2 separate regions of the Homo sapiens genome follow, and region 2 is linked to region 1. The links are chromatin contacts, found by Hi-C or POLR2A ChIA-PET in ENCODE. All regions are on one chromosome and are shown on one strand. The core of a region is the stretch at or near the end of the contact, and the rest is flanking DNA. Distances in the headings are between cores, read along the strand shown. Region 1 overlaps CTNND1 (catenin delta 1). Region 2 holds the start of DTX4 (deltex E3 ubiquitin ligase 4).

Region 1 (5,022 bases), core at 6-2,505:
TAGTCTGTGTCCTGAAGAATGAACTTTGCTTCTGCTTCTATGCTGAAGTTTTTGCTGTTTCTGGCTAAGATGTGACCCCCTTTTGGTGTGTTAGGCAGAGGATTCTGATGTCTGGGGCCATGGAATTCTTGCTCACTTCTTCCTGGGAATTTCTTTAGTTTCTGATTTGGTATTAAGAACAGAGTCCATTGGGCACGGTGTCTCACGCTTGTAATCCCAGCACTTTGGGAGGCCGAGTTGGGCGGATCACGAGGTCAGGAGATCGAGATCATCCTGGCTAACACGGTGAAACCCTGTCTCTACTAAAAATACAAAAATTAGCCGGGTGTTGTGGCTCGTGCCTGTAGTCTCAGCTACTCAGGAGGCTGAGGCAGGAGAATCACTTGAACCCGGGTGGCAGAGGCTGTAGTGAGCCGAGATCCCGCCACTGCACTCCAGCCTGGGTGACATAGTGAGACTGTCTCAAAAAAAAAAAAAAAAAAGCCAAAAAAACCCCAAAACAAAACATAGTTGAGGGTTTTAGGAATTCAGAACCAAAAGAGACAGTTGAGGACGTGTATAAGAACTTTCTTGTGTTTTTAATCCCAAAGTTAAAAACAAACTTTGACCTCACAAGGGCCTTGACATTCTATGCTTAGGGTCTTATTATTTGATTGTAAAGTGAAATTGTGGTGGCATCCTTGGGTGGGGGTCGGGGGATACATTAGCAACACTCTGAAAGGTCACTAAGCAGCTGCCTACTCTGACTTTACTACTTGTTCCTGGAGATTCTTTGGTGATGTGAAAAAAGGAGTGATTGATGTTTGGACTGGTACATGGTTTGCCTTGTTGCATTGAGAGAATGCTTTAGAATGGGGTCGACAGACCCCTGAAAATGACCACGTAGAACTATTTTAGGCTTTGCAGGCCATGTATCATCTTTGTCGTATGTTGTTCTTTTTTTCAAACAATCTTTTAAAAATAGCATTATGGGGATGTACAAAAACAGGTTTGGCCCATGGGCTGCCAATGCTGCTTCAGAATAAATTAGAAACAGTGTTTTCCAGGTAAAGAGAAATGATAAGAAACAAGGGATGATTTATGGTTGTCTTGATGGTAAGGATATCCTAGCAGCTGTTGCTGAATTTCTCTATATGGGGTCATGACCTTTTAAAGCAAATGCCTTGGTGCTCATTTTCCTCATATATTAGGTAGCTTTGGTTAAGAGTGAACAGGGCTGGGCCCAGGGGTAGAGGCCCCATTATCTAAGACTGAGTCACTCACCTTTCAGGTGTCTTGGATAGCTAATCCAACTCCCATGTGACTCATTTTTATTCCTACAGGAGCACCAGACCTCGGCTGGTGCAACCTAGAGCAGTGGTAGATAACAGCCTTCATTGAAGCAGTCTGTCCAGGGTGTTGGCTCTACTGCAAGTCTGCTTTTTCTGACTTCCTCATTAGTAAAGAGTGATTGGACCCAGATGGGTGTGGGTGGCCAGGTCATTCTCTGCCATCCCTAGTTGTGCTAGTTCACATAGAGTTTTGGGCCTGGTTCTTGGGTTTGTTCCAGGGTAGCACTGGACTTGGAAACCTGCTTGACTAGCAAGCATATTTGCTGCTTCCTGTTCCAGGCTAGAAGAGTAATACAAGGTCAAACTTAAACAGTGAGGCAGTGATTAGTGGAAAAAGCACTGAACCCTGAGACCTTGGTTCTAGTTGTGCCTTTGCCACTAGCTAAGTAGCCTCAAGCAAGTCATTTGGTCTTCCCAGGCACAGCTTTGTTTCTTGTAAAACAAAGGAAAGAATGTCCAATCCACTGCCTTTGTATAGAAAAGGATATAGGATAGAGTTATCTGGAAATTTTGGTTATGGTAATTGTTCTTATAATTTTGTATATTAATAATAGAGGTTAAACATGTTCAATACAGAGCCTGAAAAACCCAGAAAAGCATTACCATCTATTGATAAAGAACCACTGTTAACATTTTGGTGCATATCCTTTGAGTTTTTTTAATTATACATGTAACTATATCCTATTTTCCCTCTACTAAAATGGAATCTTAACATACTGCTTAATAGCCTACTTTTAAGCTATCTAAGCTATTCATTTTGTTTCCGTGTTTTTTTTTTTTTTTTTTTTTTTTTTGAGATGGAGTCTTGCTCTGTCACCCAGGCTGGAGAGCAGTGGTGCGATCTGGTATTATACCCAGGAGGCTTTTTGTTCCATGCATGGTATTTTATAATGTTAGTAAATACTTTTCCTTAATTTTATAGTAAGCAGAAAATTTTTATGGTTGGGGTGGATGCAAAAGTGATACATAATAGTTTAGAAGACAACCAATTTTGTTTTACCAGCTGTTTGGGCATTTTTAGTACCCCCTTCTTGATTTGAAGGGTTTAATCTTGACCTTTTTTTTTTTTTCTTCGAAATAGAGTCTCGCTCTGTCACTTAGGCTGGAGTGCAGTGGCACAATCTCAGTTCACTGCAACCTCCACCTCTTGGGTTCAAGCGATTCTCTTGCCTCCGCCTCCCAAGTAGCTGGGATTACAGGTGCCCACCACCATGCCCAGCTAATTTTTGTATTTTTAGTAGAGATGGTGTTTTTCCATGTTGGCCATGCTGGTCTCGAACTTCTGACCTCAGGTAATCCGCCCACTGCAGCCTCCCAAAGTGCTGGGATTACAGATGTGAGCCACCATGCCTGGTCCTGTTTCCGTGTTATTTTAAGACCATCTTGGTCATGGTTTACTAAATGCTTTGTCCATCTGAATCACTGTTGCATAGTTGATGTTGATACCTGTGAGGCAGGCCTTCTGCTCAGGGCAACCTTGAGTATTTGTTGACAGTGGGAGTGGTTTTGTAGAACAAACAATGGCTTATTTGGAGAGCTCCACACAATAGATTATCCTCTCCTGTGGGAGCCAGAAAGAGATGAGCTCACAGATAATGGGTTTCTTCCTTCCTGGTAGTTACGAATAAATAATAGTGTGACAGACTCACCCTCTAGTGGTTGTTGGTAGTACTGAAACAGGAAGAATTGTCTCCTGGTTTGATTTTTCTTACTTTCAATTGCTTTCTCTGTTCCTAGTGGCTGGGCTTCCCAAATGTGATGTTGGTGAATAGGCTTCATTTTGAAAGAGCTGGAGGTATTGTCTTTAGAAATTGGAGGATGGAATCTTACCTCTTAACACATTTGTTGAGTAGCAGACATGACCTTGGAATGACTGTGAAAATTACTTTTCAAGTTTATACCTCATCAGTACCAAAGCCAGATCCTCCTGTGATGTAGCAGGAAGCCCTTTATTAGTTTTTCTCTATCAATCCATCTTTTATAATTTCCAAAATAGGATAAGGAGAAGCTTAAATATGAAATGTATTTAAAGGTCTTATCCTACCAGTTGTTTCCTGTGTGTAAATGCCTAATTTCCTGTTTGGTTAAGGAACTGTTCTCAGACTTCTGTGGCATTGAGTCAGTTGCTTTGGTTAATTCTGTTCTCTGAGAGTTTATCCTGATCTCTACCTAGACAAGTTAATAACTGTCAGATATCATTCAAATAAATGATAAGTAGTAAGGATTTGGTTCTTTCTTTTTGATTAGCCTTTCCTGAATGCTTGTTACTTTCTAAGCCTGCAGACTTCAAAGAAAAAAATGTAGTTTTAATTAAATTGCAGGTGTTTTTAAAATTATTACCTTTTATTTTTACTAACCCATTGAGGAAAATTGATCAGTATATTATTCATGCAAAGGAGAGATAAGATGAGCACACTGAAACTCCAGTTAATCCTCCTTTGCAGATGAGGGTAATGGGAATGTCCAGGAAGCTAGCCATAATGACTTGATGTATTCTCTTGGTTCTTCCAAAACTTCTCAGGAGCTATGAAGACATGATTGGTGAGGAGGTGCCATCGGATCAATACTACTGGGCTCCTTTGGCCCAGCATGAGCGAGGAAGTTTAGCAAGCTTGGATAGCCTGCGCAAAGGAGGGCCTCCACCTCCTAATTGGAGACAGCCAGAGCTGCCAGAGGTGATCGCCATGCTTGGATTCCGCTTGGATGCTGTCAAGTCCAATGCAGCTGCATACCTGCAACACTTATGCTACCGCAATGACAAGGTGAAGACTGACGTGCGGAAGCTCAAGGGCATCCCAGTACTGGTGGGATTGTTAGACCATCCCAAAAAGGAAGTGCACCTTGGAGCCTGTGGAGCTCTCAAGAATATCTCTTTTGGACGTGACCAGGATAACAAGATTGCCATAAAAAACTGTGATGGTGTGCCTGCCCTTGTGCGATTGCTTCGAAAGGCTCGTGATATGGACCTTACTGAAGTTATTACCGGTGAGTTCTAGGCCTAAGGAAAATTGCTAAGTCAGTGTTACTCTCTAGTGATGTTGAGAACTAGAGGGATTTCCAGACCTTTTACTTTTGATGAAAGGTTGTGAACTGGTGGCTGTGGGTCAAATCCATCTCACAGATTTGTTTGGATCACACAGCATTATTGAAATTTTAAAGAACTGGTTGCTGATGTTTAAAATTCAGAAGATTTCACTTAAAATTCCAGATTCTTGGCTTCTATTAAAAACGTGGAAGAGTTGTTAACAATGGATCTCTTTTCTTCCTTAGCAGTATTTGGTCTGAACTGATTGGAGCATGTGCTCTCTAATTTACACTAATCTCCAACACATTCTATTATCTGACCAACTACAGCTGTTTAGGAAGTTGTTTCCCAAACATGGAGCTGTCAACTGCTATTTTTTCACATGCTTGTAATTTCTTTTAATTATCTTCCTCTCTTGACTCACCGGCTTGACCCATATAGACATTTAAGCTTGTGGTTCTTGCTTTATTTAGAGCAGTAGTTTTTCAGATTGTGGGTTGTGATCTATTTGTGTGATCCGTTAGTGAATAAAACAAAATTTTGTGGAGCATAATCAGCATTCCAAGGGAAAGGAATAAAGAAAAAGTAGTATAGACCATTGTTTCTCAGTTGTGGGCCATTTTGCCTGCCCTGCCCTGAGGACATTTGGACATTTGCAGTGTTGGA
Region 2 (5,246 bases), core at 2,074-4,573, 1.4 Mb after region 1:
GGATTGTGTTAGAAGATCTAAGAAATGTATATACATATATAATAATTATTTATACATAATTATAAATTATTATTTCTAATTGGGTCATGATAAACTATAAATTATCATGGATTATTAAAATACAAATATTTTACATCTATAATTTACTATTAATGTCAAGTCATACACACACAAACACGAGGGGACTTCCAAAAGTTTGTGAAAAATAAAATTAAAAAACAAAATAAAAAATGTACACTTTATTTCTCAACATAAGCACCATCAAGTTCAAGATATTTTGTAGGTGATGATATGAATCATTTAGTCCATCACTAAAGAACTGAGTGTCCTGGGACCCTAACCATATCAATGCAGTTTTACTTTACTATAGAAAAACAGATGCTCTTTAAAAAATTTTTTAAGATTAGGAAACAAAAAGAAGTCAGAGGAGCCAAATCAGGACTGTACAGCAGATTAAAAGATTTTCCATCAAATTGCTCACAAAAGTGCGTTTGTTTGATGAGAGGAATGAGCATGAACATTGCCATGGTGGAGAACGACTCTGGTGAAGCTTTCCCAGGTATTTTATCCTAAAGCTGTTGCTAATTTTTGCAAAATACTCTCATATTAGGCAGATGTTATTGTTCTCTGGCCCTCCAGAAAGTCAGTAAGTAAAATGCCTTGAGCATCTCCAAAAAATTGTTGCCATGGTCTCTGCTTTTGACCAGTGCACTTTTGCTTTGACTGGACCACTTCTACCTCTTGATAGCCATTGCTTTGGTTGTTCCTTGTCATCAGGATTATACTGGTAATGTTTCATCTCCTGTTACAATTCTTCAAAGAAATGTTTCATGATCCTGATCCCACCCATTTAAAATCTCTATTGAAAGGCCTGCTCTTGTCTGTGGCCAACCTGGGTGCAATGGTTTTGGCACCTATCAAGGAATGGAAAGTTTAATTTCTTTGTCAGAATTGTGTAAGCTGAACCAGTTGACATATCTATGGTGTAGGCTATTGTTTTGACTGCTAATCCTTGATCCTCTTCAGTAAGGGCATTGTCTTACCCTTCTTAGTGTCTCAAACTAGATCCTGTTCAGACATGTTATAACAAGTTAGTATGAGTTTATTTGGGTGCAAAAAAACAATTTGAACTACCAGCCTAGTTTTTTCATAATATGCATTTTCCATAAAATTTTAAAGACCCCTCTCATTTGTGTGTATATGTGTGTATGTGTGTGTGTGTATTCACTTCCTCTTGCAAATGAATCAGACTACATACAAACCTTCTCACATGTCATAAGATATTTTTATTCTGCTGTAATACTCTGTTGTGTTTAACATGGAAGATACAAGAAGACCAGATACAAAACTAGGCTGGACATAGGCAGGTAGGCGTCAGTTTCCTTCTGCCTTCCATTCGCCTTTCAAACAGCTCATCTAACATTTGCTGGTAGCCTGCTTATCTAGTTTAGATTTTTTTCACCTTGGAATTTCTGGCTTAGCTGGTCAGGTGCTATATTTTCGCTGGTACTTCCAATATCCCCTTGAATCATTACTCTTCACTTTTTGATTCATACTTACCAAGACTATAAGAAAGTTTCCTGAGTTTTGATACTTTCCATTTTTATGACTAGAAATAAAAGTAGCCCAATAAATTTTTAAATTACTTTTTCTTCAGTTTGCCTTCTGTTTCTTTTCCAGAAAATTCTACCCCCATTTTCTCCCTTCCCTTCTTTCACACTGAGACACTTCTACATTGCCTGTTATTGTGCCACCTCTGTGTTGTATAGGACATGCTATGGAACAGGCATTTTCTTTTGAGACAGCCCAACTAAATTTTGAATACTGGTTTCCCCTCTAACTAGCTATGTAATCTAGGGCAAATAGTTTAAATTCCTTAAGTCCTGTCATTTGTAAAATGGTAATAATAATGGCCTATGATATAATTAGTCGAGGTATCCTTGTTTTCTTTTTGTTCTTCTAATTCTGAAACTCGACATTTTAATGAGTGGTATTGTTTAGGTTGGATTAGGAACAGTCCCCAAATAAGGGAGAGGCCGACTAGGCATTTTGGAGGCCAAGCTGTGCAAGAAGACCAGAAAGAACAAAGCTCAGAGGTTCCTTGAGCCTGGTGCCTTTAGGGGCCTGAAGAAGAACAGATCTCACACTTTTTCTTTTGCTTTGTATTTAGAACTCTGTTGGGAGAAAGATAAAGGTAGAAGGATGCAAAATTCTAACAATGGGAGAAATGACAGCTGCAAGGAGAGGGAGGGGGAAGCAACTCTTCTAAAACATAAAAGGGTCATATGATATTTATGAAAAAATTGATTATTTCAAAAAGATTCACAATCCCATTCTCTAACACATAATCTATTTTTACTTTCCCGCATCCTATAACTTGGATCTTGATAAGACTCGATTCGTTGTTTTATGTGGTTTGCAATCTCAACAAAACAAAATTTGTGTTCTTTGACAAGGATAATGCATAATCCTGACTTCAGTCTTCCCTTTTAGTCAGAACCTACCTATTTAAGGTTATTTTCCATATTAACTATTGATGATCAAAATAAGTCTAACTCGTGTTTTTCCTAGTGTTTCATAATTTTAGTTACAGAAACGATGCAGATAAAATTAATCTAACATGCGTCTTCCTGACTCTAGTACGTTGAATCTGGCCAGAAAAACCACATTTGCTCTCTACGTAGGTAATATAAATCCATCATTAGCGAAATTGCTGCATCCCTTTGGACTGGGTCTCATTAGCAGAGGTTGGAGTGGCCACTGGCCGGCACACGACACTTTAGGCCAGCAGGGGGCGGGTAAGCTCCAGGGCACTCGCCCGAGCAGCAGGGGGCGTGTCTTCTGCTTCCTTGACGGACAGCTAAGGATGCGGGAGAGGATGAGGTAATAGGAGCCGGGGCAAGGAAGGAGTTGGGGTGCGCGCGCGTGTGTGTGCGACTGTGAGTGTGCCAGTGCGTGCGCAAGCCCCGAGACAATGCGTGTCTCCAGTTCGCGCTGCGGACACTGATCATGCTGCATTAAGGAAAAAAAAAGAGAGAGAGAGAGAAAATTACATTTGGGGGAAGGAGGCTGCAAAGTTGCGGCTGGGCGACAGTGGTGGTCCCGGGGCCGTGTCATGGCGGGTCGCTTCTCTGCATCAAGGAACCAGGGAAACACACGCGGGCGCGGGTTTGCCTTAGCGCCCTGCTTGGGAGGGGTGGTTCATTCTGGAAGGAACTGAGCAGAGCCACAGGCAGGGGGAGCTCTCCCAGCGGCGGGGACTGCAATTCGTGCGGCGAAGGGGTGGGGAGGGAGGGAGAGAGGGGAGGGGACCAGAGCGTGCCATTCCGAGCGCGGCCGTGCGGCGAGATCCCACCCCGGCGTCTGCAGAGGCCGAGGCGCAACTGGTGCGAGGGCTGGGTCCTTGCCTCGCCGTCAGCCCCAGCTCGCGGCCGCCGGGGCTCGGGCCGCGCGCCCGCCGAGTGGCTTTTGCAAGGCGGGGGCCTGTTTGCAGAGAGCCGGGCATTTGCATGAAGCGACTCGACCCCACAGAGCAGCGGCAGCAGCAGCGGACCCCGGCGGCGGCGGCGGCGCGCGGTCCCAGCCAGGCGGCCCCGGTGTCCCGGCCCCGGTGGATGCACGGCTGGGGAGGAGCCCATGGGCCGGAGCTGAGGCTGCCCGGGGCGGCGGGGCGCGGGGCAGGGGGCGCGGTCGAGGCCCGGAGGCGGCGGCGCAGGAGGAAGCGGAGGAGGTCGGGCGCTCGGGGCCCGGGAGGCGGGCCGCGCAGCGCCGCAGCCCCGGGCTCGCCATGCTCCTGGCCTCGGCCGTGGTGGTCTGGGAATGGCTGAACGAGCACGGCCGCTGGCGTCCCTACAGCCCAGCGGTGAGCCACCACATCGAGGCGGTGGTCCGCGCCGGCCCCCGCGCGGGGGGCAGCGTGGTGCTGGGCCAGGTGGACAGCCGTCTCGCGCCCTACATCATCGACCTGCAGTCCATGAACCAGTTCCGCCAAGACACGGGTGAGCCAGCCGCCCCTGACCCCGCCCCGCCTGCTCCCACCTTCCCAACCTGCCAAGGTACCTCCCTCCCTGTGAACCCACCTTGGCCACCTAGTCGGCACTTCTGTGCAGCAGTGTCACCAAGAGGTGGTGGTGGGAGGCGATTCACTCCGCTGAATCCTCGCAGGATCCTCCCTCCCCCTTAAACATCCATGCAAATAGTATCAGTGTTGTGGTTTTGCAAACCCAGCTTCAACCTAGTCGGTAACAATCCACTCCCCACCCCTTTCATGCCCCCGCTTTTCAGCAGTTGGTGGCCCTAAGTCTTTCTATGTAGAAATTCTAGGGCCGCCCCAGACTACAGGCAATCCCAGCCCTTCGCAAAGGCTTCCTGCCCTCATCCCGTGGCGGCCGGCACCTTGGCTGACCTGACCCTGTTTTGCTTCAGGCACGCTGGGGCTTGCCACACGTCCCCTCACCCCCGATCTCACTGCCTCTGCGTCTCCTGTGTGGGATGCCTCCCCGCAGCTGGGTCCTGGGTGTGGGAACTGGGGGAGGAAGAAGGGATTCCCCGGAGGTTCTCGCTACAGTCGGGTAAGGGAAGCGCCGGGCTCCCTGGGAGGAGAGACTAGGGCTGGGGTACCCTGGACGCCGCGGCATTGGCGAATGCCTCTGCTACACACTACATGCGCGGAAGCAACAGGCCGGAGCAGATGGAGAGAGGAGGGGGAGGCTCGGGGCTTCGGAATGCATGGCAGGGAAGCCGCTCCCTTTGTCTGCGGAGGAGGAGGACGCAGATTCCTAAGGAGAAACTGTCCCCAGGCTTCCTCTTGAAACCATAGCCTGTAAGGAACCCATGGTCTCCTGGAGCGCCAAACTCCTATCTTTTCATGAGAATCAAGTTGTCACTGTAGCCAGCACAAACCCGCTTCCCAGCTGACCTGCCTTTCCAGGTCAGAGCCAGGAAGGGAGCCTCCAGGATGGGGCCTTGGGGGGTGGGGAGTGGGGGTGCTGCCCAAGGGAGAGCAAAACTGCCTCTCTTTGCTCGGTCCTTGCTTAATCGATGACCCGGGAAGAGTTTCTGCCTCCGTCAGTGACAGGTGGGGAGGGGGCCATTGTTTCTGGAATTCTGGCTCGGCTTTCCCAAGAGTGCAACCGAGGAGCCTGGAGAGGCCGGTGTGCTGGGGAGGACGTAGAGAAGATGACTCGGAAAGGCCCTCCCCAGTGAACAGCTGTTTGAGCAGAGTCTCTCTGCTTCCTTGGAAAGCC

The links. A loop is a pair of places that touch in the nucleus more often than their neighbours do. ChIA-PET counts read pairs that join two places held with the same protein, here RNA polymerase II (POLR2A).
Region 2: a map of breast epithelium shows a loop between it and region 1 (10-fold over the local background). The contact joins the promoter of DTX4 here to the enhancer-like site in region 1. A Hi-C loop is called at or near these places in 1 of 168 maps with a recorded cell type or tissue (breast epithelium) and 1 of 37 single-sample maps with no recorded cell type. POLR2A ChIA-PET finds 5 or more read pairs at or near these places in 1 of 52 experiments (PC-9).

The regions. Positions count from the first base shown.
Region 1 is chr11:57,797,881-57,802,902 of GRCh38, forward strand. It overlaps CTNND1 (catenin delta 1), which reads left to right. Exons shown (of 21, transcript NM_001085458.2): 7 at 3,853-4,316. It overlaps TMX2-CTNND1 (TMX2-CTNND1 readthrough (NMD candidate)), which reads left to right. Exons shown (of 21, transcript NR_037646.1): 8 at 3,853-4,316. Among named protein-coding and RNA genes, the nearest start is that of CTNND1, 39 kb to the left of the region's middle. RefSeq lists an enhancer at 2,633-2,872. Within about 2 kb of position 1,256, at least 29 of the 41 ENCODE cell types and tissues checked have a DNase peak (open chromatin) inside an H3K27ac peak, as active enhancers do; they include PC-9 and breast epithelium, where a contact is called at or near this core.
Region 2 is chr11:59,168,809-59,174,054 of GRCh38, forward strand. DTX4 (deltex E3 ubiquitin ligase 4) reads left to right here and starts at 3,324. Exons shown (of 9, transcript NM_015177.2): 1 at 3,324-3,998. The coding sequence starts at 3,788. It overlaps LOC124902601 (basic proline-rich protein-like), which reads right to left and starts at 4,637. Exons shown (of 2, transcript XM_047427951.1): 1 at 4,457-4,637; 2 at 1,267-3,922. The coding sequence starts at 4,637. The coding sequence ends at 3,114. It overlaps LOC124902675 (a long non-coding RNA gene), which reads right to left. Exons shown (of 4, transcript XR_007062682.1): 4 at 4,891-5,246. RefSeq lists enhancers at 2,461-3,001, 3,088-3,382, 4,010-4,838, 4,281-4,390 and silencers at 3,261-3,830, 3,891-3,940.